Regions from separate parts of the Mus musculus genome. Here all the other regions are linked to region 1. A link is a loop called in an ENCODE intact Hi-C map of the cell type or tissue named here. Cell type or tissue: left cerebral cortex. All regions are shown on one strand. Each heading gives the region's core, and the rest is flanking DNA. Links, peaks and the distances in the headings are about the cores only. Region 1 holds the start of Pxdc1 (PX domain containing 1). Region 2 has its middle 59 kb from the start of Fam50b. Region 3 has its middle 26 kb from the start of Fam50b. Region 4 has its middle 8.8 kb from the start of Fam50b. Region 5 holds the start of Fam50b (family with sequence similarity 50, member B).

The links. Hi-C counts contacts between places; a loop is a spot of excess contacts. Peaks named below come from ENCODE experiments on the same cell type or tissue, not always from the same donor. Only the 100,000 strongest peaks of a DNase experiment are listed, where the experiment ranks them.
Region 2: a loop joins it to region 1, with 5 times the contacts of the local background. A loop is called at or near these places in 33 of 42 quality-filtered maps.
Region 3: it touches region 1 in a loop (2.3-fold over the local background); 16 of 42 quality-filtered maps call a loop at or near these places.
Region 4: a loop joins it to region 1, with 2.2 times the contacts of the local background. A loop is called at or near these places in 16 of 42 quality-filtered maps.
Region 5: a loop joins it to region 1, with 2.2 times the contacts of the local background. A loop is called at or near these places in 16 of 42 quality-filtered maps.

What each region holds. Positions count from the first base shown.
Region 1 is chr13:34,649,047-34,655,260 of GRCm38, forward strand. It overlaps Pxdc1 (PX domain containing 1), which reads right to left and starts at 3,635. Exons shown (of 5, transcript NM_025831.3): 1 at 3,134-3,635. The coding sequence starts at 3,389. Gm15908 (predicted gene 15908) reads left to right here and starts at 3,877. Exons shown (of 4, transcript NR_105041.1): 1 at 3,877-4,182. In left cerebral cortex, for the core only: CTCF peaks have their summits at 3,410 and 4,541; DNase peaks (open chromatin) are centred at 2,003, 2,671, 3,356, 3,727 and 2 more places; H3K4me3 peaks cover 2,733 bases; H3K27ac peaks cover 1,127 bases.
Region 2 is chr13:34,790,538-34,796,751 of GRCm38, forward strand. No RefSeq gene overlaps it. Among named protein-coding and RNA genes, the nearest start is that of Fam50b, 59 kb to the left of the region's middle. In left cerebral cortex, for the core only: a CTCF peak has its summit at 3,553 (motif pointing left); DNase peaks (open chromatin) are centred at 2,669 and 3,536.
Region 3 is chr13:34,705,530-34,711,743 of GRCm38, forward strand. No RefSeq gene overlaps it. Among named protein-coding and RNA genes, the nearest start is that of Fam50b, 26 kb to the right of the region's middle. In left cerebral cortex, for the core only: no CTCF peak of the experiment used is centred there; a DNase peak (open chromatin) is centred at 3,543.
Region 4 is chr13:34,722,963-34,729,176 of GRCm38, forward strand. No RefSeq gene overlaps it. Among named protein-coding and RNA genes, the nearest start is that of Fam50b, 8.8 kb to the right of the region's middle. In left cerebral cortex, for the core only: CTCF peaks have their summits at 3,090 and 4,307 (motif pointing left); DNase peaks (open chromatin) are centred at 3,034 and 3,424; H3K4me3 peaks cover 626 bases.
Region 5 is chr13:34,732,204-34,738,417 of GRCm38, forward strand. It overlaps Fam50b (family with sequence similarity 50, member B), which reads left to right and starts at 2,647. Exons shown (of 2, transcript NM_001382856.1): 1 at 2,647-2,705. In left cerebral cortex, for the core only: no CTCF peak of the experiment used is centred there; no DNase peak of the experiment used is centred there.

The sequences.
Region 1 (6,214 bases), core at 781-5,780:
AGCAGCAGAGATAACCAGGCCAGCTCAGACGTCACAGCTCTGCCATGGGTGCTTACTACAGAGAGGATCAAAATACTCCAAGAGTCTCAAATGGTCAACAGGAAACATTTGCATGTTTCTGCTTTTAAGCGCAGGCCTTCCCCTATGTGTGAGATGTAAACAAATCGAGAGGTCTTGCTCACAATCCGAAGCAGTGGGTATCACAAAGCACAGGGGACTTAAACACAAGACACAACCCCATGTGAAAGAGAACAGAAAAGTAAGAGGGGGCGAGGGGACACCCTGGCAACCCAAACACAATGTCCACAAGAAACAGCCATCTTCCCATCCCAGGGCTGAAGGACAGCAAGAAGCGGCTCTATCAGCCCTGGGTCATAAGCTACCAACCTGCTGCTAGTTAAGTGTCTGGAGAGACCTAGTTCCATGGGAAAAAAAAAAAAAAAAAAAAAACTACAGGAGAGAAGCAAGACTGAAATCAGCACTACTTTATCTCATCCAAACAGCACCGTGCCTAAACCCCATACAGGGGTCCCTGCCTGTGTGTCACCAGGACACATAAAGAGGCAATGATCATCCACCAAGCATAACACCACAGAAGAAAAGAAAACCTAATTCTCTCATGGCAGTACTGCAGGAGCCAAGACGGAGGGCTCAGCACCTCTTCAACTTCGTGAAGATTCAGAAATGCAAAGTAGAGTCGTGGCCTCCCCACTAGTCTGGGTATCAGGAACTACTACCAGCCTCTTCCCGGGGAAGCTTTTCTAATGAAAACCAGGTAACATAAATCAAGCTTGGCCCAGAGATTTCAATAAATACAGACGTGGGAATCTGCCTGACAGAAATTAAATTGCCAGCACTCCACACAGCTGGAGTGCTTCCCTGTTGATAGTTTGAAAATACGATTTTTTAAAGCAAATAACAAATTTGCATGGACAAGAGGTAGAATCTTCTTTTGTGTTACTATGGGGTATTTTTACTTGGCACACGACTTTCCCTAGACTTGAAAGGATCAATGGAAGTAAAAGGACCTTCGTGGTTTTGTGGAAGAAATTGAGGGTGGCCCTAGGGAAGAATCAAGCAGAGAAAGGAGAAACAGAATGGATCGTGATTCAGGGTCACCTCTCTATTGTGCCCAGAGTCCACCCTCATTTCATCTAGGGAGTACTAGGTGGACCCTCATAAGAGGTTTGCATCAGCTAGGACCGGGCACCAGTGATGGGCAGTTCTAATGGTCACTTAGTAGGTTGTCAGCCACTGCATCTCAACCCAGCCGCCCTGCCAGCTCCATCAGTACATCTAACCCACTTCTCCCTACCCTTCAGATACTTGAAGGCAGCTCTCATAGCCCTTGGTTTCCTCCATGATAGTCACCCACTTCTCATCACTTCTAAATACTTCCTTTACTCTGGAGAATGTGCAGCTACACTGCAGGGCCTGTGACTCCAGATGGTTGCATACATGCAAACGAGGCCAGGTGAACAAGGGTAAGATGGTTTCCTCCCTTCTGCTTCAGGGAAGGCCTTTTCGCCTGTGACTCCACCCTGAAGTCACATCCCTTCCCGCACTCTCTGCAACCAGCGCCCCTGGCCAGAAGGCACCAGTAGTAAACAAGTGTCCTTTACAGACGCTTATTGTCACCAGATACAGCCTGGCGGTTCACCCCTCACAAAACCCCACAGGCAACAGGTATTCTCATAGATGATTCTAGTCTGTGGTCACAGCAGAGCTCTGGGAACTGCTCAGAGGGAGAGCCAGAAAGTTCAACTTGTTTATGGACAGCCTTATTCCAGAAGAAGCCACTGAGTAAACCAGCGACCCTTCCTGATGCTTTCCTGACTCAGACATTCATTTGTTAAATTAAAACTACAACAAAGAGCGAATTTAAAGCAATAAAAACAGGCCTAATCTTGACAACGTTGCTCAGCCACTGGGAGCGGCTGGGATGGAGATCTAAACCAGGCTTGTCACTCCGGGCCTCCACACTCACTTGCTTTTGGGAACCTGTCCAAATGATGTGTCTGCCAGGGGATGTGTCATGAGAATGGAGCTAATTATCCACATAAGCCACACATTGGTGGAACCTATCACCAGAGGGAAACGGAGGTTATCTCAAGACCTTAGCCAGACAGGCGGCCAAGGAAATGCGTACTGGCTAACCTTGAGTAACTTTGCCCCAAGCTGTCACAGGATGACTGCTTTGAGGACTTGGGTCCAAGGGTCTCAGAGCCCCGGGAGGCCACGTACTGGGGGGAAGTCTGCTCAGAAGCTATATTGATCCCTCCTGCCCTACCGCTTACCCGGCTCTTTGCCTCACATTTTATTCTTCCCCCCTCCCCCGTCTCTATCAAGGTCTCTCTCCAGTTTCCTCCACTCTTCCAGTCCTTTTGCTGTCCTTAGGAAGCAAAGGGGAAGCCACTGCTGTTTGAGAAAAACAACAGTCACAGCCAACCAGGACCGTCACACGGCCTGAGAGGAGGCGGCCATGGCTAATCAAATCCGAATGCGGACCCGGCTCAGGGGTGGGGACCCTGGGTTGGCCGGACAGATCCAGGCGGGGCGGCCTCCTCCTAGGAGAGGTGGAAAAGATTGCTGCGTGGCACCTCGCTTTCAGGCTCAGCTGTCCCCGGGGCAGAATACAGATGGGGCCTCTACTGGGCAGGACCTGAGCAGCGATCATACCTGCTGCGATCACCCCAGTTTCGATACTCTATAACGGTCTCTACCCTTTCCAGCAAACCCATTCCAGCCTCTACTGGTTCTCCACAGCAGCTGGGACCCAGTAGCTGTCAGCTCTGGATGTCGCCTCCGCTTCTTCACTAGAGGCTCGTTCTTTGGGACAGTCAGGCGAGAGTCCTGCTGACCTTGTCCCTTTCCCCAGCCATCTCATTTATCCTCCAAGAGTGTGCGCCCCAGACTCCGTGCCGGTTCCCAGCCCTTTCTGAACGACCATTCAGGAAAGCCGGGGTCTAGGATGTCCTCCGTCAGGTGCCGAATAGTAGAGTTTTAAGTAACTCTTCCCGCGGACTTCATCGCACTTGGATGAGCTCCTCACTAAGTTCCTCCCCCACAAAGCCCCTCCCGAAAACCGCATCTCCCCGCATCCCCCGGTGCCCCCAGTCCCGCAGCCCCGCACCTTGCCGCAGCGGCGTGCGCGCCAGCTCAGACCGGTCCTCGGGGAAGGCATCGCGGAGGCGCTTGCACAGGCGGCCCAGGTCGGCGAAGCTGCGGTGCAGGTAGAGCACGCTGCGGTCCGACCACTCGGTGCGGATTTCGAAGAACTCCTCCTCATCGCCGCGCCTGCTGACGATGAGCCTGCGGATCCCGTTCACCCAGCAACCGCGCACGAACATGTTCACGAGCGACGTGCCCTCAAACACCGCCGAGGCCATGCCGCGGGCGGCGCATGCCCCTGCCGCCGGGGGCGCCCTCGGCCCCCGCCTGGGGTCCGCCTGGGCAGAGTGAGTCCTGGCAGGGGCGATCAGGGGTTCTCCGTGGGACGCGCTCGATTCCCGCAACGGCGGTTAAGAGTCCCCGTGGGGGAGAAGTTGGTGCCCCGCGAATACGCCGCAGCTCTGCGCTCACTCTGGGGCGGCTACGTGTGGCCCGCGCGCTCAGGGCGGCGCCGCCAGGAGTCTGTGGGACTGAACGGGCTGCGGCTTTATAAGGCACTTCCCATCGCGGGCGGCGACGTCGAGTCCCGGCTGCGGCGCCTCCCTCCTGCCTCCCGCTGACCCGCCGCGGGCGGTCCCGGCCCAGAGCTGCACGCAAATCGCCTCCTCCCTGGTCTGCCAACTGCTAGGCGAGGCTGGTCCTGCGCTCTCCCCGCGCGCAAGGCGACTTTCTCCTCGTTCCCACTCTGGATCCTCGGGATTCTCCAGCCCCGAGTTGAGCACTCTGCCAGGCCCACACGGGGGTGGGATCGACACGTCGCTGGAGTCCAGAGTCCCGGGGCGGCGCCGCATGGGGCGGGGACGCGGGCTCAGACCAAGCGGGAATCCGGGCAGAGGGACTGGTGCTGGTCCCCGCGCCGCCCTTGACTCGCCTGGTCTGGGCCGGGACTCGGGCTGACCCGCCCCGTGTCCCATCGGTTACCGGCGACTCCGCCCCGGGTCCTCCCGCGCATTCCGGTCGTGCCTTAGCTTGACGGAGGCCCGGGACGAGGCGGGACAGACAGACCAGAAGGCAAGACCGTGTGGTTCTTAGAAGAGGATCCCCAGGAGGGTTGTCCGCCAAAAGAATATGGGACAGAATTGTAGGAGACCGGGGTCTCCCCGGAGAGAGCAACTCAGGAGGAGCTTAGGAAGTCCCCCTTGGCAGAACGACCCACAGAGAAGGAATGTACCGCATGGCTCCCAATTGAAAAACAGTGTCTAGCATTAAGAATTGTAGCTTGGTTCCAGACATTCTTCTACCTACAACCTGGGAGAAAGACTATGCTTTTTATACGCTTCTAAATAGTCAGTGAACAAAGACGTTAGGCAACAGGTATTCCTTCTCTGGACCTCACTGACCCTGATTTCCGTTGACCGGTCATCCCCGGCAGGGGGCGGGTACTTAGATCGCTCGTGTCACTGCAGAAATCAGTCCTCCTATTTACCAAAAAGTTCTGCTCAGGCACGCCTATGCCAATCCCCACTACTGCCTGGAGCCATGTCCCTTCTGAAGCTGTCTCCTATCACAGCATCATCCCCAGGACCCCCCAGAAATACACTTTTTTAAGCACCCCATCTTTAGGGTAGAGTTTGCTGGGTGGGAACAACCAAGTCTCCAGTTCAGTTCGCTGCTGCTCGAGTGGCCTAGCTCTGTGAGGCTAGCCACCACTTTGAGTCTGTCATTCCTGGGCGCTGAAGAAAGTGTTTTCTTATTAATAGAAGTTGCTTCAAGAGATCTGGAAGTAAAACGAGATGGCAGAGTAAAAGCAGTCACTGTTGGGAAGTCACTGGTTAGAACACGCTATCTTTTATGCCGCTTAGATCATTCATTAATCACTTTTCTATACAGCCTAGAAACTTCATTTTACTACTTTAAAAAAAAAAGATGATAGGGGTCTGGAGTGCCTCACGTATGTAATTCAAGTAGCCCAGGCAGGGACAGGAAGACCTTTTAAAGCTGGAGGCCAACCTGGGATACCACAGTGCTTTCCAGGTTAACACACACACACACACACACACACACACACACACACCTCAGAACAAGAATAAACACCAAGTCCCTATTCTCTGTGATATAAGATCTCACTTTGTAGCCCAGGCTGACTCAAACCACTGATCCTTCTGCCTTAGTCTCTGGAGTGCTGAGTTTGGAGGCATGTGCCACTCTGAAATGGTCTTTGAATCATCTTTTTTTCATATCTTAAATTTTCCCACTTGATGAATAAGTAGAATAATTTCTGGAATATGTGCATTCCCCGAAACATTTGAGACCTAAACTTTGAAAATTGGATGAACTTGACAGGAGCAAAAGTGTTTGCTTCTAAGGGAAGTGTGGACTTTTAGATATTGATAATGATGTTTCCATTGAAACAAGCCCTTGGTAGGCAGCTAGCAGGACTTGGATAAAACTAAAAATATGTATAACTTATGGCCCAATAATTCCTCCAGGGAGTGTGTTTCCCAATTCTAGAAAGTACTAGTACGTGTGCATGCTAAGAGACGTGTGGTTACTGTTTGCCAGTGCATAGATGCTCATACAGAGGGGAGTGGGTAAACTCCTGGCATGTAAGCACAGAGCTCAACCATATGGCTGCAAACATGAATTAATTCCAGCTCTGACTGCTGAAGTATGACCTACCTGCCAAGATGTGCCCATCAGTACAATAGTGGTTTCCTGGGTAGTAGAGCATGTGAGGCCTGCACTACTGTTGGGATTTCATGACTGGTATAGAAACCTGGTCAAAAGCCCATTACTGGGGAGAAGACAGACCCTGGGAAAGGTGATAATTATATCACTAAAGGGGGTCGTGTAGTCAAATTGTCATACCTGTGGATTCCCACATTGCTCTCAACGTTAGTTAGAGAAGTCTCTTTTTGCAGGGAGTAACGGTTGATGTTGTAGACTTATAACTGGTCTAAGTGTCAAATATAAGTAGCTGTGAGTGTTCAGCTGTTGATGAGTCATTGGCATTAATTCCCCACCCCCACCCCCTATCTAAGGCTCAGAGAACATCATAGATCAGGGAGCAGAAAGTGTGTATGTCGGTGGGTGGGGAGGAGCC
Region 2 (6,214 bases), core at 818-5,817, 140 kb after region 1:
GCAAGGACCTACTTACAACTTGAGAAAATGAAAGCTTACACGAAATGAGAGAATCCAAACTGAGAGTGTACTGGGAGCCCTTTGGAGCACAGCCAGTTCCATCACAAGCAGACCCTGAGCTGTAGAGTTTGATCTTTGTCCTGCTGAGTTTTGCTCTTTCTTTGGTCTCATCATTCCTTGTTACACCTGGACTCTTCTCTTTTAGAGTAATCATACCTATGCAGTGCTTTTACACGTTTAAGATCTATTTATTTATTTTATTTCTATGAGTACACTGTAGCTGTCTTCAGACAAACCAGGAGGGCATCAGATCCCATTACAGATGGTTGTGAGCCACCACATGGTTGCTGGGAATTGAACTCAGGACCTCTAGAAGAGTAGTCAGTGCTCCTAACCTCTGAGCCATCTCTCCAACCCATTACACTCTGCTTGTGGCTGAAATGACACCAGCCTCTTCAAGCTCCAACCTCCTTGTGTTTCCCTTGAATTTCGGGCTTCGGTTGCTTTTGCCAAAGTACTTAATCACAGCAATGGGAAAAGAAACTAAGAAACTTGCAATCTCAAAAGATGCTGAACTAAGTGTAAAAAGAAAAATAAATAAGGTATGTGTAGGTGTGTGCGTGTGTGCGTGTGTGTGTGTGTGTGTGTGTGTGTGTGTTTCTATCTGTGTCTATGTTTGTGTCAGGGTTAGACAATAACTTATGGATATTTAATCTTTTTCTTGTGTTTGCTATGTTTAAGTGGACTTGGTGGGGAAGGATGCTGGAAAGGGATGCTAGCTTGTCAGATCAAACATGCAATTTAAAAAGTACGATTGAGGGCTGGTGAGATGGCTCAGTGGGTAAGAGTACCCGACTGCTCTTCCGAAGGTCCGAAGTTCAAATCCCAGCAACCACATGGTGGCTCACAACCACCCGTAATGAGATCTGATGCCCTCTTCTGGTGCGTCTGAAGACAGCTACAGTGTACTTACATATAATAAATAAATAAATAAATAAATCTTAAAAAAAAAAAAAAGTACGATTGAATAGTTAAATATTTGGATATTTAGGACAGGGACCTTACATTGACATTTTAGGAAAATGTATCATACCTCAAGACTTTTAAATCACATTTCAGGAAGTCTTTGGGAAGATTTATTTGTTAATCAGACAGTTTAAAAAAATCAAATGATTATATTTATAAAAGCTACTCTAAATGTTTATTATGGAATAATTTTATTTTGCTAATAAAACAAAAGAATAATCAAAGGCCTCCCTTAAAAAGTATTAAACATTATTAGATGGTTGTGTGGGTTAACATATTTAGTATGCGAGCGTAGCACAAGAGTCCAGGCTCTGATTTGATCTAGCACCTGCAGAGCAGGCTGTCATAAGCCACGTGCCTGAAGACTGGAGAGAGAGGTCAGCGCAGACAGCAGTATTTCCCAGGGGTATATCAGGCCTGACCCCTAGCAGGCCTTTGCATGGCTTTCTCCTCTGCTTCAAGCTCTTCCTCCATAAGTATGCATGAATCAATCCCCATGTTCATACCTCCATTCAAATGCAGCCCTAGCGTCTGTTTAAAGCTATACCGCATCTATAGAGCAACACTATGAGGAAGTGCAGCCCTTCTGTGAAAGGGAATTAACCACTGGGACGTTGCAGAAGGATTCTCCTGGGTTGGTTAACTCTAAAGAACTCACCACATGCTCAAGTACTGAAGATCCTTCTTCTGTATGTTGATATTATTAAGCACAGTAGACCAGACATGTTTCCCTACTCAGGTTAGTGTGATGGGGGACCATGGTAGCTATAGTAATATATTTACCATTCTTCATCCACGCAGAAATGGCCCTAATTGCTCTTGAAACATCAGGCAGTTTTAAGTCCTGCACATGCTATTTTGTCTCCTGTTGTACACGGCTGCAATCAAGCTTAGTTTATAAGCCAGACAAAGATCAAGGGTTACCAATAACATCTAATGGCAGAACAATCTTAATAAATAGATTGCCACTAAAAAATTTCTGTGGAATTTTGTTCTCTCTGGGATTTTCCTTCACTGTTTTCTGTGTACTGTGGATTTTACATAACTTATACCAAGGCAGGTAAAACCTTAGAGAGGGGAGCAAGCATCACTGTATGAAATAATGACTTCCACCTCATAAGCAGAAGCTGCAGCACCAGTCAGGCAAGCCTCTCGAGCCCCTGGGTGGCCGCCTACCTACTTTCTTTACCCTGAGATCTCACAACCTCTTGGCACACCATTTCACACCACACGTGCCTATTCCCACTTCCCACTGGACTGTAAGCATCATGAGGGTGAAGCTTTGGTAGATGCTGTTTCCTGCTGTGTTCCTAATATCCAGGGCAGGGCCTGGCACCCAGAACTAGCAACGGACACAGAGTGACTGTCACAGAGGCTTTAATACCAGTCTGAGACATACTGGCCTCGTGACTTTGTAATAAATCACTGCCTTCTCAAATCTTCATTTTTTCTCTCCAGAACAGGCACAAGAGGGCTGTCAGCAGGACTAACTTGGGTGGAAGTACACACTTACTGTCCAGCGCTGCAGACACATAACAGGTTCATGTCATTTAGTGGCAACACTTGAAAATATTACAAACCACTTAAAACTGCTTATTTTGAACTTTGGGATCGTCTCCTCTGTAGGCATCATAGGAAATGAAAGTGCTCCCTCAAGAAAACGAGCCGTGTCCAGCCTCTGAGGACCTGGCCTTGTGGTATGAAAGGAGGAAGTGGGGAGACTGCCCACTGCATGATGTCTCAAAGCTGGTGAGAACTGAGGTGACCCAAAGATTCCAGAGATCTGTCAATGGTCCAAATTAACATCCTTGGGGTTTTCCTCGTGTGCTGTAATCGAGTGTGGAGGCACATTGGGAGATCGTATTGAAGGAGACTGATTTCTGATAACAGCACCAGTCTAAGAGAAAGTGCACCAGCCCGTAAGCAATCAAAGGGAAGGGAAAAAAACAGAAAAGATTATTCAAGGATTCTCCTCATGGCTCATGTGGGACACTTGTCTGGAGTTTTCTTGTTTGTTTTGTTTTTTAACTTTTTTTTTTTTCACAAATTCCATAGACCAAAAATCTTTCCTCTGTAAATTTCCTCTCTTCAGTACAAAACTCATGTTTACAGAGACCAGGTCAGGGTGTCAATGGGCCACTGCAGGAACACAAAAGCTGATCAGTCCTACTGCCAAGGCCAAAATATGCAACAGATCAAGCTACTCAAACCAGTCACACTTGTCACTGTCCTAAGCACGTATGCCAGGACCCACTTAGGAAGATGTGTGTCACATCCCCTCTACAGGCTCACCAGACTCCAGCGTCAAAGGTGTCTAGCCTCACCAGGTCCCTGTCCCCAGGGAAACAAAGTAGTCACATCTCTAAGACAGGCTCAGAACTTACAAATTGGGTTTCAAGGAAGTCAACACCCTAGTTGTTCTGGAGTGATTTTGAAGTGACAGCTTTTTTTTTTTTTTTTTTTTTTTTAATGGCAGGAACCAAGAGGTGAGCGCCACCTGGTGGAGAGGCTATTTCTCAGTGGCAGTAGGGCACCACCCCCCCAACATCCCTTCTCACTTACTTGGATCCAAGCAACACATTGTGAAAGAATAATTCTCAACATTCTTTTGGAGCTTAAACAACAACAAAAATTTAAGAGCCCAATGTCACACTATTTATTTACAAAATAACACATTCATTTTTGATTGTATGTTTCTCTCTACCTTGGCACTGGAGATGCTGAAATGAGCAGTCTTGCTTATGCTTTGAAGTCCTGAGTCGTAAGGAGTCAGAGACAGATATGAAGCTGAGTAAGTATTGTGATTTCAAACACGCAGCAACAAGAACAAAAATGTTGGAGGTTTAGAGAGAAGGTCTGGGTTCTATAGAACAACAATTGCCACCATGTATGAAAGTCTCCAGAGCCTCTGAGACCAAATGTCCAACCCCCTCAAAGCCTCCCCAGGCTCCCAATGAGTTCCAGCTAGAGCCACACAGTGGCCGCGTTGACAAAGCCAGTTCTGGAAGGGCCCTCTGCTCTCCTTGGCTGGGCTGGCTTGGGTGTGGACACATGGCTTTTCCTCTTACTTCATCTGAGACAGATTGGAATTTTCCAATAGGAATGTTTACAGGGCAACTCAGGGAACAACAAGAGCACAAAATGAAACACAAAATTATATAAGAACCTGCTTGATGAACAAAGGTGACAGAAACTCCAGCACAGATTTGCTAGACAGGAAGAAGCTGGTGTGTGCATCTAGGTCAGGTCACAGATGAGTCTACGTGGGGTAGATTAGAGAGCCCCGCAGACCATCCTTCAAACTCTTTCCTGGATTCTGTCCTGGGATGAGCTCATAAACTCCATGTTCCTCGCTTACATGGTCGGTCTTCCTGCCTGGCCCTGAAACCAGAATCTCGGATGGTTTCGTTGTTGTGTATAAGGATAATGGATGTTCTGTACTACATCTGAAAGTAAGGACTTTGGTAGAATCTGTCTTCTGACTTACTGTTTCAATGTTATCTTAAGAAGAGAAAGAATAAAATACCTCTCCTTTAAGGCAGTGTTATTTGGGTCTAAGATAGGTAGTCTGGCCAATGGAGACCATGAGGAGGCAGTGCTGAATTCCAGAAGTTAACTCTCAGGAATGTAGCCACCCAGTGAAGATGCCGAGCAGTGCTGTGGCAACTCTGCCTGCAGTGCTGGGTGCGAGTGTCAGCAAGCTATAAGCAGGTGTCCTCAGGGTACTTTGGGAACTGGGTTTTTGAATCCCTGCTCTGCCTCATTAGCCGCACTTTCCTTGGGCAAGGTTCCGTCTAGGAGAGGATTTGAGCCAGGCATCTTGTGGCAGCTTCTAACAACAGAGACTTCTTTCTCTTGCTTCTGGAGAGTGGAGAAGAGCAGCAGAGATGACCAGCACTGCTGGCTTCTCACTGTATCTTTGCATATGAAAAAAAGGTCTGTAGAACCCTTTGGGGCCTCACCCTTAAGACCTGTGTACTCCTTAAGGCCTCATCTCCTAGCCACTACCTTAATGGCTTCAGTTAAATATTAAATGGAGGCATCCTTACCCATGAAATGACACAGACCACACAGATTGTAATATAAGATATAAGATGGGTTGATTACAGTGCCTGGCAACATAAGTAAGTTCACAATAATTGGTGGTAAGTTTCGCTGCTGTTACTTCCCTGTACCTAATACACAGGCAGTGGACTTTGAGGGAGACATTGTGCTTTACCCTGAAGCAGACCTGGGGAAGGGTAAATTATAGAGGCCAAGTGTTACCACATTCTCCAGAAGTCTATGGATTGACAAAATCCTTTTAAACTACTTTTCTTGCAGTGAAATAGAAAAGCAAACAAACAAAAAACAAACAAACAAACAAAAAGCCTCAAAATCATAGCGACTCAGCTCAGGAAGTCGCCACAATGTGCACACAACTTGGAATTAGAGGTAAGGCTGTGGGACCACAACCCTGCTGGAGCCCCTCTCAATCCTTAGTCTACAGGCATTTCTGGAAGGAAGTAGCCGTCTCTCTGTTTCCTCTTCCTGTCCCACCAAGGCCCTCTGTGCTGCCTGACGTCACTCATGGCTATAATTTTTAATATCTTTAGTTCATGTTTCTTAGGCTATTAGGATATTATGACAGAAATGACCGAGGTACCTTTACCAGGATCCCAAAGCCAAGGCCTCAGCTGCCCTGGAAGAGACCTCTTCCTGAACGTCCTGTCATAGCATGTAATTGACAGAGCTGTGACACACCGTCACCAAAGGTCTGGCTAGAAGCTATAACTTCTAGTCTCTCAGAATGAGGCTGCTTTAGAGATAGGGGCTTTAAAGGGGTTGTTGGTTTGGGTCACTAAAGAGGTAGGTTGATTGAAGTCATTAAGGTGACTGGATCCTTATAAGATGAGAGGACCAGGACACAGACACACTAGGAGGGGAGTCATGTGACTGTATGGGGAGGTCGAGCCACATTAAAAGTAATCTCCAAAGGAGAAAGGTGCCATGGGGGTGGTGGATTGTGAGTGCACAGCCATGAGGGTCGGCCCGTTGGAGGAATGGGAGTGGCCCAGGTGGAACATGGCAAATGATATCTCAGGGTGACTGACAAGAAAGTAGACAAACTAGCAAAGAGGGTTGGTATCTGTCTTTTATTCAGAAGCCAAATGATCTAAGGTAGGGTAGAAACTCCCAAATAACATTT
Region 3 (6,214 bases), core at 546-5,545, 56 kb after region 1:
ACTGCAGAGTTTCCAGGACGGACTGCCACACAGTAGCAGAGCATAGAATCTTCCCTTAGTGGACATTACCTGGGTTATACTGCTGTTAATCACACCAGTTGAGAATACCACTACCATAATTTCGAGCCAAATTTGAAGCAAGCTTTAATTAAATACTGGACAGAATGAGGGATTCTGGCCAGGTTCGTTCCTGGGTTCCCAGAAAATGGCAACAAGTCACGTCTTGCTTAAAAACCCTCAAGATCACCATATTTCTTATCAGGTCTGATCAGAGGCATGTATATATCTTGACTGACTTCCTGTCTGCTTACCCCCTCCCCGACCCACCCACCCAATCAGAGACAAGTATACATCCTGACGTATTTCCTACTCACGTTCCGCCTGCCTACCTGTGATTAAACACATCTAGTGTAGTTGGGTCAAACAAACTTGTTTATGGGGATGAAAGCATAAACCATAGCCTCCATAAATCTAATCTAGTCCTAGGATATTTTCAGCCTCTGAGACTTACCTCTGACTAAGCCTACCCTTCCTAGTTCTTTCTGAACTCAGGTTGATTAACTCTGCTGTTGTGGCTCAAAACTCCATTCCACACTGATTCAAACTGGCTTCTTTCAGCTTCTGATTCAATTGCTCTGCTTGTCCTCACACTGCCTTGGACAATGTATCCTAACCTTCCAGCTCCTTCTCATTCTCTGGCTTGTTCTGTCTTCTCCTGTGTCTAGCTTGTCCTCTCTCTGCATCCTGTCTCTGTATAACTGTCTCCGTAAAAATGCCTCCTTCTTCTCTGTCACTGCTCTCTCTTAAGTCACCTCTTCCTTTCTGTTCTCAAGAGAGTCGGGCATAGCCTATTCTTTCAAATCTTTCTCTGGTTGGTCACTTTGTCTGCCGCTCATGGGTGCTTCCTTCTACAAACTAACTTTACCTTCATTGTTTGGGATTAAAGGTATGTGCTAAGCCTGAGCCACACCACAATTAGAAACAGTATTTTTTTTTTCCTAGTGAACAATACAAGCCTGGAGTTCCAGTGTGATCAAATACCCTGCAACGGTAAGGTAGCTTTGCTTCTAGGAATGGGTGAGAACTACATGTGACAGGAAATGAGACGTGTATTTTAAATTGTGACTATTAATCACCGATTTACTGATTAATGTTGGCAGCAAACAAACTTTGCAGAATAAGACTTTTTAAAAAGGGTCCATGTTGTATAATTATAGAAATGGATCCCATGAAGCTGTGTTTGCATCTGCCCTTTCACCACAGGGTCTCAACTCAGAGCAGCACACAAAGGTGCTTGTTTATGCTGACTTGGTAAATCAACTAGTGTGTCAAGGAGTCTGAGCTAAATCCTGACCTCAGAGGGCTCATCACTCTTTACTGTTACTAAAAATACTTTAAAATGACCCCAACGGCATTTCTTCTAGCATATTGTGGAATGATGTTTGTTTGCAGTTGTTCTATGCAGATCACAAAGTAGGTGTGTGTGTGTGTGTGTGTGTGTGTGTGTACAATTATACCATGCATACCTACCTTTGTAAAGTTTCAAGATAGTAGTGAAGATGATACAAATTTTAAATATCTGGGATTGGAGGTGTTGTTCAGCAGGACACACATATCCTTGGTGAAGGTTGTGAAAGATGAAAGGGAGGGAGAAAAGGAAAAGGAAGAAGAGGAGGAGGAGGCTGTACAATCTAGGTTGTGTCCAGAGGGGGAGGGAATACCTATATAAACAAGAAAGACAATTTTTGATGGTGGAATCTGGTGTTCAAACAAAATAGTCTGGGGGCCCCACAACTGAGTGTTAAAGCTGAAGTTCATATTCCTGGCCAAGGCCTCTGCCAACTCTTGGCCAGTTATGGGCCCTTCCTGAAATGCTGTCTCCTGGGGAAGATTGCTTCCTCTTTCTACCTCTCCTTAATTCAGTTGCCTGCTCTTTATCTCCAGGTTAGATGGAGAAGGAGGGGGCCCTGATGAAGATATGAATGTCTCAGAGGGAGGCCTTTCACATTGTTCTCAGCTGGTGCTGGATCAATCTGAGAGCAACAGAGTGAAATCCAACAGAGATAAAGACCATGTTGAGCAAGGCCTTTAACCTTGTAGTTCTGTAAAGTACTGATGGTAAATCTCTGGACAATAACCTTGTCCCTCATGGCTCTTCTAGGTGGCCCACTTGCTCCATAGTGCTCTATGCCACCTGTAGTAAACACAAGCTCTCCTTTCCTTTGTGGAACCTCTTGCTCTACAGTATCTGACTTAGAGACTGAACTTCCCTAGGGGTTCAGCAGTCTCCACCTTAGCTAAGGTGGCAAAGTGACTTAGGCAGGAATAGCTCTTCAATCTCCATTCCTTTTCAGTTGCCTTGAGACATGCCTGACTAAGAGTTTCATCCCTTGACTTTGCCAGCCCTAGGAATCTATCCCTTCATCAGGGATTCAGGACAGTGACTGGAATATATTACAGTTTTACAACAGATGATAACAAAGGTAAATATAACACTGATTATACACCCATTGCTGTTGTAAGTACTTTATATACATAAATTCACATGCTATGATTTGGATGGGAATTTTGCCCAAAGATTCATATGTCCTCAATATTGTGATTCTGGAATGTGATAGGACCCTAAAGAGGTGAAGAGTTGCTTAGAGCAAGGTAATTAGGTCACCGAGAGCTCTGCTTGTAGAGAGGATTAACACAGTTCTAATGAGACCCCAGTTAGTTCTCTTGAGAATGGGTTTTATGAAACAACAAATTGGCCGTTCCTTGGTTTCTGGGTTCCATTCTTACCATGTGATCTTTCCTTCTTTCAAATGACCTGTTATACATCATGGCCACGGGGACTGTCACCACAGGTAAGCAAATGCCAATACCATGCTCTTGAACCTCCAAAGCCATTAACACAATAGACTTATTTTATGTGTTGTCTAATCTCAAGTATTTACAACAACATAAGCAGATTAATATCCTATAAAAATATTCTAATAGACTCATAAGATACCTGTCTCAGCACCATCATTATTGGTTGAGGAAACAGACAGATTTCAACTAGAGCCCTACTTGACACAGCTAATGATTAAGTAGAAAAAGACTATAGTAAACAGACAGACTGGATTCACTTTGCATTTTGTTGGTTTTTTTTTTTCTGAAATTTTAACTTCCATTTATATCATTTTACAGGAAGAAAAAATATCTTTGCTAATTGCTAACAATTACTTCTTACTAAAGAACAAAAACCAACCCCAGACATCTGTCTTTATACTTTAATGATGGTGATTGGGACTCCATGAAACTTTAGTCAGGAAGAAACGTTCTTCTATCCTTCACATCCCTCACCCAGCCATCACTTCCTCCCTCACATCCTTCCTCTCTCTCCCGCCTCAACAACCAGACGCAATCCCATAAGAAAGTTCTTGGATTTCTTTCTTCCTAGACAGAGCTTTTGGAAGGCACATCTCTCTTAGTGGAAGAAAGCTCTATAAAGAAGATCCCTGCAGTGTGCCAAATGGTGAAATAAGAATTACTCAATTTTTATATAACAATAAATCAGAGCCAGCAGCACTTCCTAGGGAGTTATTAGTAATAGGAAATGAATGTTCCAAAAGCCAAGCTGATGGCAGGATGCCAAAAGGGTGTGGATGCAAGAGAACTGACTGAAAATGCCTTCACAAGTGGGGCCTTGGAGTCCCCAGTCAGAATGACAGACGTGGTGAGGTCACTGCACACGAATGAGTAAATTCACAGCTACTGCAGGTCGGGTCATAGTGATGTCATCTTCCTGTGTTAGAAAGCATGCTCTGTAGCCTGGTAAAGAAGAGTAATCCACCTATAATTCCAAACTTGGGAGCCTGAGGCAGGAGGATGGCAAATACCAGGCCATCCTGGGCCACGTCTCAAGACCCTGACATAGAACAAGCAAATGAAAGAGCATGACCACTTTCTACAATGAAATTATGAGAATGGGCCATTGCTTTCTGCTCTTGGGACCTGGTATTTATGACAAGGAAGGCTCAGACTGTCTTTGGGAACTTTTAAGCTAAGATGCCGAGTTAGAAGTGTTTTCCAATAAGCAAAGACCCAGAACAGGGCCACAGAAGAACACTTTTTAGAAGTGTTTGGGGAATGAATTATTTGCGTATTGTGGCTACAGAGTCAAAACATAGCTCTAGAGGAAGAATGTCATGAACAAACAACTGACTCACTTCAAGGCTGGCTATGCAAGGGCCAGCTCTGAAGGAAGTACAGCTCCTGGGACAGGCGAGGGAGGGCTGGGCAGTGTGGTGCTGAACTACAGTGTGTTTCAGTACATGTATACACACATGTGCCTCGTGAGGGTGCTTGTGTTGAACATGTCCTCAGGTTCTAGGGACACTTGTGGACCCATAGTGGACATCAGATGATTTCTCCAGATCTGAACTCCCAGGGCCTCCAGAGGCACCCAAGAGGATATAGCTATAGAGGACTAAGAAGGGACTAAGCTATCTAGCTGACCTTGCCTCTGTGGTCATGGCAGAGAGAAATATAGTCTATTCTTGGTGTGGACAATTTCTAAATCTGTGGATTTAGCTAATGACAGATGGGAAATATAGTAAACTCTCCATGGCATTATAAAGGATTTAGACATGATTAGTGTATATGAAAGGCTATACATAGGTTAGATGTAGATCTTATACCATTCTACATAGGGAACTTGAGCATCTGTGGAGTTGTAGCTGGGGGATTGTAGACCTGTGTTTCTGTGGATACCATAGGATGACTGTAGACACCATCAATCCAGGAAGAGAAAGTAGGAACTGTTGTACTAATGATTTAATCTCAACTCAGGGTTTCTACCCAGTCTTAGATCATTCAGTTTCCAGATAAAAGACACACAACTCTTCTATTCATAATAAGCCTTAATCAGCAGTACAGCTGGGTAGGTATCTACCCTCTAGGCTATCAGAATCTACTTCCTCATCAACAACACACTATGTTCCATCTAGGGTGTTCTTAACTCCAATTGGCCAGCCCTCGGGGCCGTGTTTTCATGACTCACTTACCCCATGCCAATTTCTCCTCTCGTCGCCTTCTTCCTTCTCCTCCTGGTCTCTCCTCTCTCCTGTTGCTTCTTCACTCGCAACAGGTAATTTAAAACCCACCTACGTCTAAGTAATCCCTCCAGTAACTGGCTGTAGCCAATTTTATTTAACCAATAGTTTTAAACAGGGTTTGCACAGCAAATGCTTATAAATGTGAGAATTCATTCCTGGCCTGGGCTTTCTGGTACAAAATTTAGCATTACAATACAGAGCAACAGACTAAGCTTCAATAAGAACAACACATGTAGCGTGGAACCTGGCAAGTAAGAACACACATTTGTATTTTCTTAGACTTAGATGGAAGGACTTGTAAGCTGATAAAAATCCCTACCATGTGACTGTATTATTAAGAAATCTTAGTTACAATAGATAAATGGGAAGAGGTCTGCTTCACTCAGTATCCATAGCACAAGGGGATGGTTGAAGCATCTGACAAATGCTGAAACAGCTTAGGGAGTCCAGGACTTAAACAAATTCACACCAATTGTGGCAGGACTCGAACCCAGAACTCTCTAGAGATTCTCTATCTCATACCCTTTTCAGAGGAAATGTTATTTATTACAAGGCCCACTTGTCTGGAGTGGAGATAAATAAGACCCAGATTCTCCCATATCATTTAGTGATTGCCAGAAACCAGATGTTTAATAATAGGGGAGGAGGGAATATACCTGGTCCTGTTGAATAAATGCAATCAGTTTTATGGTGGCATCCACCAAGCTGGGGGCCAGAGAGACAGTTAAGAGGTTCATAGTCTTTACTGCTTTTGTCAGGACCTGAGGTTCAGTTCCCAACAGCCACATCAGGCAGTTGATAACCTATTTCTCCAGTTCTGGGGGATCTGTTGCCCTCTTCTGGTTTCCTTGAACTCCTGCACATCTATGGTACACATAAACTCATTCAAGCCAATACACACACATACACACAGGTGCTCGCGTGCACACACCCCTGTTATATGTCTGACCCCTCCCACTTGCTGACTTCACCTGCCCCATGGCTTGTCTAAGCTCACAGGATGCAGTGCTTCCTTTCCTGGCTCACTTCCTCTGATGACTCAGCAGAAGCAGCTGCGGGAGAAGCTGGTTTGGCTGGGGAAGAACCTTTGTCACTGTCCCAGAGAGAGCTTCGGGACATATGGGCTC
Region 4 (6,214 bases), core at 821-5,820, 74 kb after region 1:
GGGCCTAAGACTTCATCTTTAACCAGTCTCCACCCAGCCCACCCTAGGAGTCGGCATCAGAGCACCAATAATGCTTACAGTTGCACCGCATTGAGGTGGCCAGCACTGACTGCTGTCCTGGGGCTGGCGTGTCCTCTCATGTATGTGTGTGAGCATAGAGTGTGTGTGTGCGCACACACACACACACACACACACACACACACACACCATACACACAGACTCACTGTAGCACCCCTGTCCAGGGTGAAGCTCATCCTCTTTGCTCACAGAGATACTGGCCAAAAAACAAAGACAAACAAACAAAACCAGCACCTTACTATGCAGATCAAGAGGAATAGAGCTTGCCTGTGGACAAATTTATGTAGTACCAGCCCATGCCCACCTCTACTGGTCAAGCATGTCCCACAAAGCCACCCTTCATTGTCATGGCCATGCTAAGACTGCTGGAAAGTCTTCATCTGTAGAAGGAAATTACACCTCCCATTGCCCTATAAACAGCCTTGAACCTGCTCTCCATGGTAATTAATATTTTGGGAATAATTTGATGGTTTCTCTCTGTACCTGAGTAGTCAGAATGCCAGGATTGCTTCCCTAATGGCACCAGCCACATAGCTCTGTGGCCAAAGGGCAAGTCTTTGGGTGAAATTGGCCTGGTTGAACTTAGTTTTTTTCTCTGTATTTGAGTGAGTCAGCTGCCATCAGAACTTGGTGTTTTCTCACCCTTTGAACATATATAACAGTACTTCACTCTTGGTTCTTACCAGGATTAAATAAAGTGACAGAGAATCTAGCCTTTAGTTTGCTTTCACGGGATTCATTTACGTGCAGGTGTTAATTGAGCACCTACTTATTGCTCTAGTTTCTTGGGAGCTGTAGTGCAACAGTGAGTGAACAAGACACAGACAACCCTCTCCTTTGGTCCTGCATTCCCTGTGAAGGTGGCACTGCTATGATGATGGTTGTTTCCAGGCCATCTATCCCCTAGGGCTGTATAGATGCTAACTACATGGGGGAAGTATGTAAGGATGCTAAGCTACATAATGAGGTCCAAACTCTTGTCTAAGCAAGAGCTCACATCTCTGCTTACTCTTATTGGAACTAATCATAACCCAGGTGTCTGTTAATTCAACACTGTGTGTGTGACTCTGAATAAATGGTAAAATATAAGCCCATCATATATGCACCAGAGTTGTTGATATTCTTAAGTGGGAAAGGAGGCAAGACTCCCTGAACATGGTTGCCTTTCCCAAGGGAGAGGCATGGAAAGAGGAGTCTTGACTCTCTCACATCTAAGGGATCGTGCTGCAGAGACTCCATGGCCACTGAGTATACCGTGTGGATGAGTGTCTTGGGCCTGGGTGGCTTCTTTTATTGTACATTTTCAAGTATTCCATTTAGATCCAAGTAGTATCTGAAGAACTGCAGAAGAGAAAACACCAGAGACACTGAGGGCTCCAGGAAATGTTTTGGAGTTGGTGAAAGCCAAGAGAAAATATTTTTGAAATCTACTTTGAATAAGCACTGGTTACTTAACTTCTTTGTGTGTGCAGCTCTCCACTGGTAGCCCAGTTTCAAGCCCTGGAAAAGTTGAATATGACAATCAACTCCAAACATAGTACGTGTAAATGCTGTGCTGTATTCAAAGCAAGCTGGAAAGAAAGCTTTGTACAGAGTTTCTCACAGTAAAATCTGATTCTTCCCACCTAATAAATGTAGAATAAATGTTAAAAGAATAATTGGTCTGAAGTGGGGCCAAGCTGCGCAGAAACCCTCATGTGTGGTCCCACCCAGCTGGGCTGCAGTTCTGAGTGATCTGTATCAGGAACAGGAGAAGCTCATGTGCTCAATGGCTTAGCAATCCGGAAGACATTACCTGTGGTAATTAAAATCACATTCATAGAGCTCCCGGTCTGTGGTTGAGAAAGCATGCAGTAGTGAGCTCTCTTTGCCTTGCACTGTAACAGAGCTGCTGGTTAGGGAAGTGTTAGCCCGAGGCACATACAGATCTGGAGGACCTTTAAACACAGCCCAGCTGTGAGACCTGTCAGGAAGCTGAGAACAGAGGCAATGAGTGACCTCTGCTCTATTCAACTAGACCTTCATCCATCAGGCTCATATGCAGCTGGAGGGGGGAGGTAGGAGGGGGACAGGACAGGAAGATGGTTGTTGCCCTGTGGGTGGACTGAAGGCTCTGTCAGTGGGGAGGGGGGACAACACCCTGAGACTTCCTCTGGTATATTGCTTGCTTTCAACCAGGGATCAGGCAATGGTGTTGTTTTGTTTTGTTTTGTTTTGAAAACACAGCAAAACATTTGACCTCTACAGACTCTGGGTCTTGGCTTCTCAGCTCCGCTGTAGCATAAAGGCTGTGTTCCAATAGAATAGGCTTCATAAAAGCCAGTTGGACTTGCTACTGCTGCATATGGGCCCTTCAGCTAGATCCAAGAGTTAATAATTACTCTAACTGTCCCTGCTTTGGGCCTGTTTATTTGCTAATGCTGATGCTGTTTGGTAACATCAGTTGTGTACTTAGTGCGTAGTCCCCCTTGACGCTGGCCTTTCATTCTAATGTCAACCTTCGTTGGCTGACTTTGGGTGAGGCGTGAGCCTCCTCACGTCTTGTCATCTAAAAATATCCCCACCAAAGCTGGGTGTGGTGGTGCATGCCTGTGATCCCAGCAGTTTGTAAACTGAGGCAGGAAAATTCCAAGTTTAGATTCCAGTTGAGTGGCACAGCAAGTCTGGCTAAACAAACAAGCAAACACCAAATGAAGCAAACAAAAATATCTGCCGCTGGATCATGTAACAGAGCATCTTCCCTGTTATCCTCGTCTTCCCCATCATCCTCTTTCTTTGATAAGCATACATAGTTTTCCACTCACTAAGAAGCAGACTGAAAGTCTGGGTAAGATGGCACTCACCTGTAACCCTAGTACCTATGAGCTAGAAGCCAAGGACTAGGAACAGGTGGTCAGCCCAGGCACAGGAGCTCCTGTCTGATGGGCAGGAGCAAAAACCAAACAATCCATGAGTGTTTGTATCCATGTGGCCAAATTCTCAAGTGTCCTCTAGTCAGGAGGACCTTTATAACCACTAGGAGGCTGTTTTCCAAAACTCATTTTTAAAAACTGCTTTAATAAAAGCACATTGTGTGTCTTGGTATTTGTCTTGAGCCTTTTTTTTCCACTGGCATTTTAAATGAAGGGTTTTGTTCCTTCTTTCGTTTCTTCTTGCGTCCTTGGCAACAGTGGCCACATACCGACTCTTCACCCTTTCCTGGCCCTCAGAGCTAAGATTTGAGAGCCAGCCAAGAAGCCAAATAGCTTCTGTCTCTCCTTGTCTTTCTCCAGGACTAGCGCAGCATGCCAAAGGGATGACCTCACCACACAGCAGCCAGCTCCTCTGCTTCCTGCTCCTTTCCTCCTGAGGAGCCGTGAATCATATCAGCAGTATCGCTGGACTCCGGGGCTCATTACCCTGTTCCGAAAATGTCTGGAGTCGAAAATGTGGGAGCCAAGTGTAATCAAAATAAGTCCCACTCTGCTCTCTTCCTGCAGATTGGACCGCGTTGCATGGTCCTGAAAGAACGAACTCACGCCATCTGGTTTGATTCAGCTGCACGTTTAGCTCCCAGATCAGACCCTAGTAAGTTCATGTGACATGCTGGACACTCACTGTGCCCGAGGCAGGCTTTGTGACTTCTGACTCTTAGCACACATAGACTATGCGCTCTAGGGAAAGGTTTTCTTGGATATAAACCCAGATGAGTGTTTTAAGATTATTATGAAGTAGACAGCACACCATGATCAGGGTTAGGTTTTCCTGTGTCTGTCCCGCTGCAGTTTGAAGCCCCTGTCTTCAGGCAAAATCATTAATAGGTACTTTAACCAAGAGTCTGGATACAGAGATTTGAAACTAAAATATTCAGCGGCTTAAGGCTAGAGAGATGGTTCAGTGGCCAAGAGCACGGGCAGCTCTTACAGAGGGACTGGGTCTGGATTCTCAGTACATACCAAGGGGCTCACAACCCTCTGTAGTTCACGCTCCAGGGGATCAGATGCCCTTTTATAGCCTCTGTGGGGACCACACACACATACACACACACATTCAGGTAAAACACCCATATACATAATTTAAAATAATTTTCAAAATAAAGTATCAATGTCTTGTAGAAAGGAAAGATGAAGAGGGGGTTGTAGAGGTGGCTCAGCAGTTAAAAACATATTTTTCTCTTGCAGAAGACCCTAGCTCAATTTTCAGTCTCATCTCAGTGGCTCACAACTGTGAGCCCCAGGGGCTCTGATGCCCCCTTCTGGCTCCCAGCGGCACTTACATGTACATAACCACACACAGGCACACATACATATATACACATAATTTATAAAGGGACCAGGGATCAGGAATAGCCTTCAGAAGTTTTTCCCAGTGACACATTTCCTCCGACTGGGACCTCTTAGAGTTTTTATCCCCTCCCCAAAAGCTCCACCAGCCAGATACCAGCTAATGAAAGCACAGCGGGGTGGGGGGGGGCATTTTATATTCAAGTAAAGAGTACAATATCATAAGCAAACAAATACATTGCTAAAAGGTGTGTTCATGTTTCAGAAATAACATGGGTGGTTTAGTGTAATGATATAAGATTGTGTTTGAATTTGGCATTCATGGCTCTTAGAGGCACGCTGGTGTGATATGAAAATCTACAACTCAAAACATATGCAGTCTAAGCACATGCATCACCATGGGATACCACCCTTAGGTATTTCTGGGGCTTGGATCCACAGCTGCATCTGCTGTCAGAACAGATCTCCCATAATTCCACAGGTATGACAGTTGCAACTACATGTCTCCTTGGGACCTGGGCTTGCCTTGACTTAGGAATATTAGCTAGTTTTTTGTTTGCTTGTTTTAAAAAAGAAAATCGGTCAGGCCTGGGTTGTCTATATCTAACTGTTCTCTCTCTGTCTCTGTCTCTCTGTCTCTCCTGTAGATAATAGTTACATATTAAATGTTCTGATCATTGAATTCTGATATTTTTCAGCATCTGTATGTCTAAATATGGACGTGCTCCTCCGCCCAGAAGCCTATCCAAGTCAGATAATTGCTCATTTTCATGGAGAACTCCAGGTCCCTCTTCAAGTGATCAATGAACCCTGTAAGCTTCAAGTGTTGTCTGCCCATGTCATCTGCTTCTCTGGAAGCTACACCATATCCTCTCAGGGAAGCAAGCTTCATCTGTTTGTTGAGACAGGATCTCTGTAGTCCAGGAAGAGCTCAACCGCACTGTATAACTGAGCACGACTTTGGGTGCCAATTGTCTAAGTGTTTGCTACTGCACCCAGCTTTGTGTGATGCTGGAGATTGAACCCAAGGCCAGATATGTGCTCTACCAACTACATCCACATGCCCAGCTATGCTCGTTTTTAACTGAGAAGCTGCAGGTTACAAGTAAGTCTTTTGTTTTTATTTGTCATCAAGGCAAATATTCATGGCACTCACCGTCCCTCTGCTTATAACTTGTTTGGCTGTGCATTGTTGGTAAAGCCTACTGCAGTTGCGAGAGTGCTGTGTGCACACAAGGGTAGCTCCTGACAGCGTCTGACACGTGTCAAGCAAAATCTCCTTTAAGACAAGATCATTTGTGTTTGTACTTCATGCCCCTTTGTTTTCAATCTTGCTCACTTTGTAAAACAATTTTTTCTTTCAGCCAGGTGTGGTAGTGTACAACTGTAATCTCAGGACTTGGAAAGTGGAAGCAGAAGAACAAGAGTTCGAGGTCCTTGTTGATGAAATGATAAGTTCAAGGCCAGCCTGGCCTACATGAGATAGAGTTTCATGAATGGAAAAGTTATGTTTAATTGACACATATTTATGAGGCATGATGTAGTACTTCAATATATGTGCAGACATGTCCAACCTTTTGACACTAGGATACAAAGTTGTCTTTTACAAAGGTGACACTTGTCAAGTTACAAAGGAAACAACTGCAAAAAAAAAAAAACCCTTTCAAATAAGTATATAATTTTATGCAGACCATATAACTATCCTCAAGCCAAAGGTTGTACACACTCAACTATAGACAGTGTGTAATGATTCCTTGCCTTATATACCTATCAGTTCCATGTGCTGGGGAAAATTGAAGTGCTCTTTACTGGTGACTTTAAGACATTCCATTAAGTCATGTCCACTTGGTCACCTTGTGTGCTACAGGACACTG
Region 5 (6,214 bases), core at 502-5,501, 83 kb after region 1:
GCCCTCTATGTGGCTCTAGCATTGCTGTGCTAATACCCTTTTCATCAGGGCATCTTGAGACTATCTCCTCGGGTTGTTTCCTCTTAGAACCCTCAGATTATAGTTGCCTGGGTTTTTACCAGCTTCCAACACAAGAGAGCACTGGGTTATCTGGACACAGAGCAGATTAACCTATCAGAGAAGGATGGCAGCTTACTCAAAGCTGCTTGAACTTTTCTGTCCCAATCTTACAGGGAGCCTCTTTTTTAAAATCAAATTATACAAACTAGCAACTTGAGCAAAGAGGGATCTGGAAAGGACACTCATACCTTGGGAACACCCAAAGCAGCAGCACCTGTATTAATCTCACAGGCACAGGACGGTGTAAGATTGTCGTCACAAACTTACTGGAATGGATGTTAACACTCACTCCTCAGTATGCCATTGCTGTCCAGACCCTGCCCCCTGTGTGAGCTGATTTTCTATGTTGCTTCTTCAGGTTTGCTTACATGTTTTTCAGATCTTTTTCTAAATGTAAAGTCAGAGGTTACCACAATATAAATGAAAGCTTTTGCAGTGTGTGTGTGCCGGGGGGAGGGGGGAGGGGTGTCACAGAACTACAAAAGCCCCACCCTGAGGTCCCTGCTCAATTAATTACCATCTCAAGTCTCTGGAGAAGACAGTCCTGCCTGGCTCAGTGGACTGTGCATCACACACTGCCTCACTCATGCTCAGCCTCCTCACCATCATTTCAAACTCACTTCCTCCCCTCTCACTGCCTGGTTCTTCATATGTGGTCCAAGCTTTTTGGATCAAAGCAGGAACCGTTTAGTGCAGATCTAACTTGTACCCTCTTTCCCTCGTGCCTTCCCCAAGCAATAAGAAATGGCAAGCCTATCCTCATCTCTTCTCACTACCTTTTCTAAGTCAGTTTGACACCGCCCACCCACCCCCTTTCCTCCATATTACCTGACAATTTGGAGGCTAAGGTGAAAGTTGGCATCAGCATTTTATTTTCAAACTATCATTCTTTCTAATCTGGGTAAGCTCTCTCTGAGCAGACAGCTGAGCCTGCCTCAATTGTCTTATTACCTCCCGCGGGAGCAGTGAAATTTCTGCCTGTCTTCCATATAATCCTGTTCGGTACACACAGCGCTTTCAGGGACTTCAGTATATTCTCTGGTCCATCAGCCATTCTAAGGCAGTCCCTATATATACTCCCTTGATGGGCCACATTCATTAGGGAAATATATCAGCCCATAAGACAGTGCTACCAGGATCGATCCCATGGATTTCCCTTACTTTCCCCTAAGGCAACTTGCTCAGTCTGAGTATCATGTCTTATCAACCAATAGCAGAACGGGGCCCGTGCTGCTACAGCAAAGAGGCATACTGCTCCATACCACATGGAGAAGAACCTATACTACACAAATGCCCCACTCTTAGATAGCTTAGTTTTAGTCTCATCACCCAGAAGGAAAATACAACGGCTTTTCCCAAAATTATCCCTTACCAGATGGATGCCTAACAACCATCAGAAGCTCGATCAAATGGAGGCAAACATGCTCATGTCTGGCTATTATGATTGCAGCGCAGGACATAGCTGCTGGGCTGGACATTTTACAGTGGGCATCAGACTGAAAAGAGAAATAGCCCAGGAAAGAACATGGCAATTAGTAAGCCTTCCTGTGAATATAACCAGCTCACCAAGCAGACTCAGGGGACAGAGACTAAGAGATTCGAGGGCAAGACCCCTCAGTAGGAGTGTCAAGATTAAAATGTTGTTAGTCATTGTGGTATTGGGTGGCTTCCAGGAATGTATCCAACAGCTATTTAAAGAGCACTTTAAAGAATTGAGTCATGGTGTAGCATATCCACTGCTAATGGAGGCTGAGGCAGGAAGATTGGAAGTTAGAGGCTAGCCTGGGCTGCATAGGAAGACTCTGTCTCAAAAACAAAAACAAAAACACAGCAAACAAACAAAGAAGAACATTTCATAGAAATTTGAAATCCCTTGAAATTGAGTAGCTCACACATGAAAGAAATTACTAGGTTTCTTGCCCCAGTTAGAGGGCTTTTGTAGAGTTTCCCCATATTCAATAGTTTTAAGACAACACCACACTGAAGTTGTGAGCTCTGAAATATTTTCTCTTTTTTTTTCTATTTATTTATTTATTGAGGAATAAAGTTCTATCATTTTATATCCTTATAAAATTTTGAAATTAAAAAGCTTTTCTAAAACCTGAAAGTTATTCTGATCAACCATACTATACCACATGCAAAATGGAGTCAGAGCTTTCTGTCTCCTCTGTAGCTAAGATCACTAATGAGTTATTGTATGAAAAGGCAATAAAATCATGCTGTCTGGAGAGTGCCAATACTTTCAGACTAGTGTATCACGTAAACTCTTTAGTAACAACCTACACACAAAAATTTAATCTGTAATAATCAAAGGCCCAAGTGAGCAACGACAGTCCAGGAAAACTTCATGGGAGGATTGCATTTCAGTTGTCAGGAGATCAGACGCTGGCAGCAGGACTGCATCCATCAGTCAGTCCAAGTCGGCAGTTATACATGACCACCACCTGATTGGCCCAATCTCTGTCCTGATTGGTTAGAGCCTGCCCTAGCAGTTGGCCAATGTTTTGCATATTTTCTGTGTCAGTTAGAACAAACAATATTCGCAAAAGCACCAGAAGGAAGAGTCTTGGCTCATACATCAAAAGGTGAGGGGACTGGCTTGAATCCAGCTGGGGCAGATGTGGGAGGTACAGCTCTTTAAACTCGAGTAAAACCAATTGTGAAGGGAGTTGAATGTTAGAGGAAAGGAATTTGTCCATTATCCTGCAAGCAGGGGAGACTAATGAGCCCTATCGGTGACATAATATCAACATTTTTATTGTAATTTAGGAATCACAAACTAGCAGGAAGGAGGAAGATGCCTTAAAGGGCTATGACATATGCACTAGGAAAATAGAAATTGGGGCTTGTTCTCTCTATTGGTTGCTTTTCACTGCTGTGTCAAAAGCAACCTAAGGAGGAGGAAAGGGTTTATTTTGATTGACTGTTTGACTCACATTTAATCCTGACAGCAAGTTGGCAGAAGCACGGAGTCATGTTGTTTCTGTAGTCAGAAAGCCGAGCAAGATAAGGACTGCGTTCATCTGCCTTTCCCTATTTCTCCTTTCTACTAGGTCTGAGACTCACGCCCATGGGCATGGTAAGGCCATGTTCAAGATGGTTTGTCTTTCCTCAGTTAAATCTTTCTGAAAATACTCCCACCAGACAACATGCCAAGAGCTGTGTATCCTAAGGTTCCAAATCCTGTTAGTTGACAAGATTAACCATTACATGAGTCTCACCTCCTTAACTCAGGTCTGATACTGTTAGCTTATAGTACTGAAAGCATACTGAAGGCTTCTTGTCTCTGCTAGATTGCTCTGAACTCCTCTTTTCTGCCACTGCAGCAGTAGGTGGTTATAGCCAAGTGTCTTCATGCTGGGTACCTGAGGATGTCTGTTCTCTCTCTCTCCCCCCCCCCTCTCTCTCTCTCTCCCTCCCTCCCTCCCTCCCCCTCTCTCTCTCCCTCTTTCCTCTCTCTCTCTCCCTCTCTCCCTCCCTCTCTCTCTCTCTCCCTCTCTCTCTCCCTCTCCCCCCCCTCTCTCTGACTACTCCAATGCAGAGGCAGTAAACTTGACATATAGAACTGTTGATACCCAGAGTGACTATCAGCCACAGAGACTAGGAAGGAGGACTTAGATAAATGCTTTCTTCATCCCATGGTGCTGGAATTTATTTCAGAGGGCTCCCCAGAGTTCCTATAGTATCTAGCATTTCTGTCCTCTAGACTTGGAGTGGAATGTGTTGGTCCCAGATTGACACTTCTAGATTGCAGTAGAATGTTGAAGTTGTGGGACCTAATGGGGACTGTGAGACACTGGTGCCCTTCTCTTTCTCTCTGCTTCCTGGCTGTCCTGTCATAGCTTCCTCTGCTATGCACTCCTGCTATGACATACTGCTTCACTACAGCCTCCAAACAGTGAGGTCAATTGACCATAAGGTGAAGCTCTCAGAAATATGAGTCAAAGTAACCTCACTCCCCACATAAGCTCTCATCTCAGGCATGTTGTTACAGTATCGGAAAGCTGACTGACTGAAATACAGTCTATTGACACTACGATGTCATTGTCTCTTTATAAGGTAATGCTTTTGTGATCTTATCTTCAGAGAAAACAAAAGGTTCCAATTCCATCTTCCCTGTATTATGAGTGATCAAAATGCTTTTCTTTCATGTATGCTATGATTTTGATTCCACCTGCCCAGCTCAAGGGCAGACCCTGATTGACTTACCTGAAAGGACAATTTACCATTTTTAACCGCAACCTGTCCACAATTAGTGGGCAAAGCAAGGAGAAACCAATCAGGAAATCTGGGGCCAAAAGCTTAAGGAACCAGAGAAGACAGCATCTAGCCTCTAGAAACAGCTCTACTCATCTTATGGCTCATGAACGCAAGCTGAAGGTGAAACAGAAAGGAGGGAGATTGCTGAACTTCTAAATCAAGCTCCTGTATAGTTCGCATGACCTCACATAGCTTCTGATAAGTGCATTATTAGTCATTTATTTAGTTTTGAAGCCAATTTGAGGCAGGCTCTTCCTGACTGTAGAAAGGTTCTCAACTGCTAGAGTGCAAATAGACTGTATAAGTTATAGGCCTATAAGTCATTCCTGTTTGCTAATTTTTCTATTACTCATTGGTAGCAAGAATAGTGATGGGCCATGGAACAGGTTAAGATATTATTCTAAATGGTTGTTTTGATTTACTATCTTCTTTTAGGAAAAAAAAAACTAGATCATTCACAGCATGTTCAGAAACCAATCCCATATAGAATATGTGAAGAAACAAATGATTGAAAATAGAATACCACTTATCTTATATATAAAACTCACAAGTCATCAAAGAACAGACTGTTAGATACATAAATATAATAACATAAACTTGTTATATTGTAAAAATTCCCAATATAAGTAAAGACATACATAACAAACTAAAACAGCTGAAGCTTATACAACAGAGTTGAGGCGAGTACTCTGTAAGTACAGAGTTCCTGTAGGTCAAAAAGAAAAGAACAAAGCTGCTACATCATTGAGATTTGTTTATTATAGGTAAGGTTCTGTGCTGTCACTCAGTGGTAGAATGCTTACCTAGCATGTATGAAGCCAGGGTTCCATTCCCAGCATCAAAAAAGAAATTGGTGGGTGGTAGTGGGTAACCTGTGTGACGACAGAATTTAAGTAACATATGACAAGACGCTAGATTTAAGATTAAAGTCACAGCCATAACATTAAAAATGGTTGCCTATAATCATGACTGGTGTGTATTAAGCACCAGAAACCCAAAGATCATCTCAGAGATGTATAATAATGATTAGTATAGAGTTTTAAAAGTCAACTTGTTGAGTATGTATGTTGAGGCCATTTTCAAATTTCAGGTAGACCCTTGATGAAACCCGGTATCTGGGAGGTTATCCCAGCAATGTATAGAATAATCCCATTTGCATTAAAATGCATGCTAACATGGAGGAAGATCGCTCAGAGATCATTGTACAAAGCTACCAAAATAGTTTTATTTTGTTATAGAGAATTAAATGAATATGCGTCAGGGAGAAATCCAGGCTAGGGAATCTGTACTGGGAATTATCAAATTCGGAAGTGGAAGAGAGAGAAGTATAGACGTATAGAGGTGGGAAAGGAAAAATTCCCACTTTCCTGGAAAGCTCAAGAAAGTGTCTATCACCAGGCATGGAGAAGCTGCACAGGGACTTCCTGACACATAGACATATGGTTTCTTGGCCCAGTCTACATACACAAGTCCCTGCCAAAGTTGTTCAGAGCTGGCTCCTTGGAAGGTCTGAACAGCGGTCCCTAGTGCCTTAGCGGGCTCTATCGGTGAGGTCCAGTGACCTCTTCCTCCTCCTCCATTGCTAACCCAGGAATTTCATGTCTGTTCCTGCCCTCTGAGTTCTGTGGATTTGCCTTTGGACTGAGCTGATAACATGCCAGCAACCTTGTGAGTGGATAAAGTCTAATTGGGATTGATCTTATTAGCTAATTCATCGCTTTCCCAAGTTTGATAATAAGCTCCCTCCCCAGGGTGGCAGTGTAACACAAAAAGGCCGTGGGTTATCTATTCATGTCTTGTGGTAAGCTTAAAATTTCATTTGTGAAAACATACT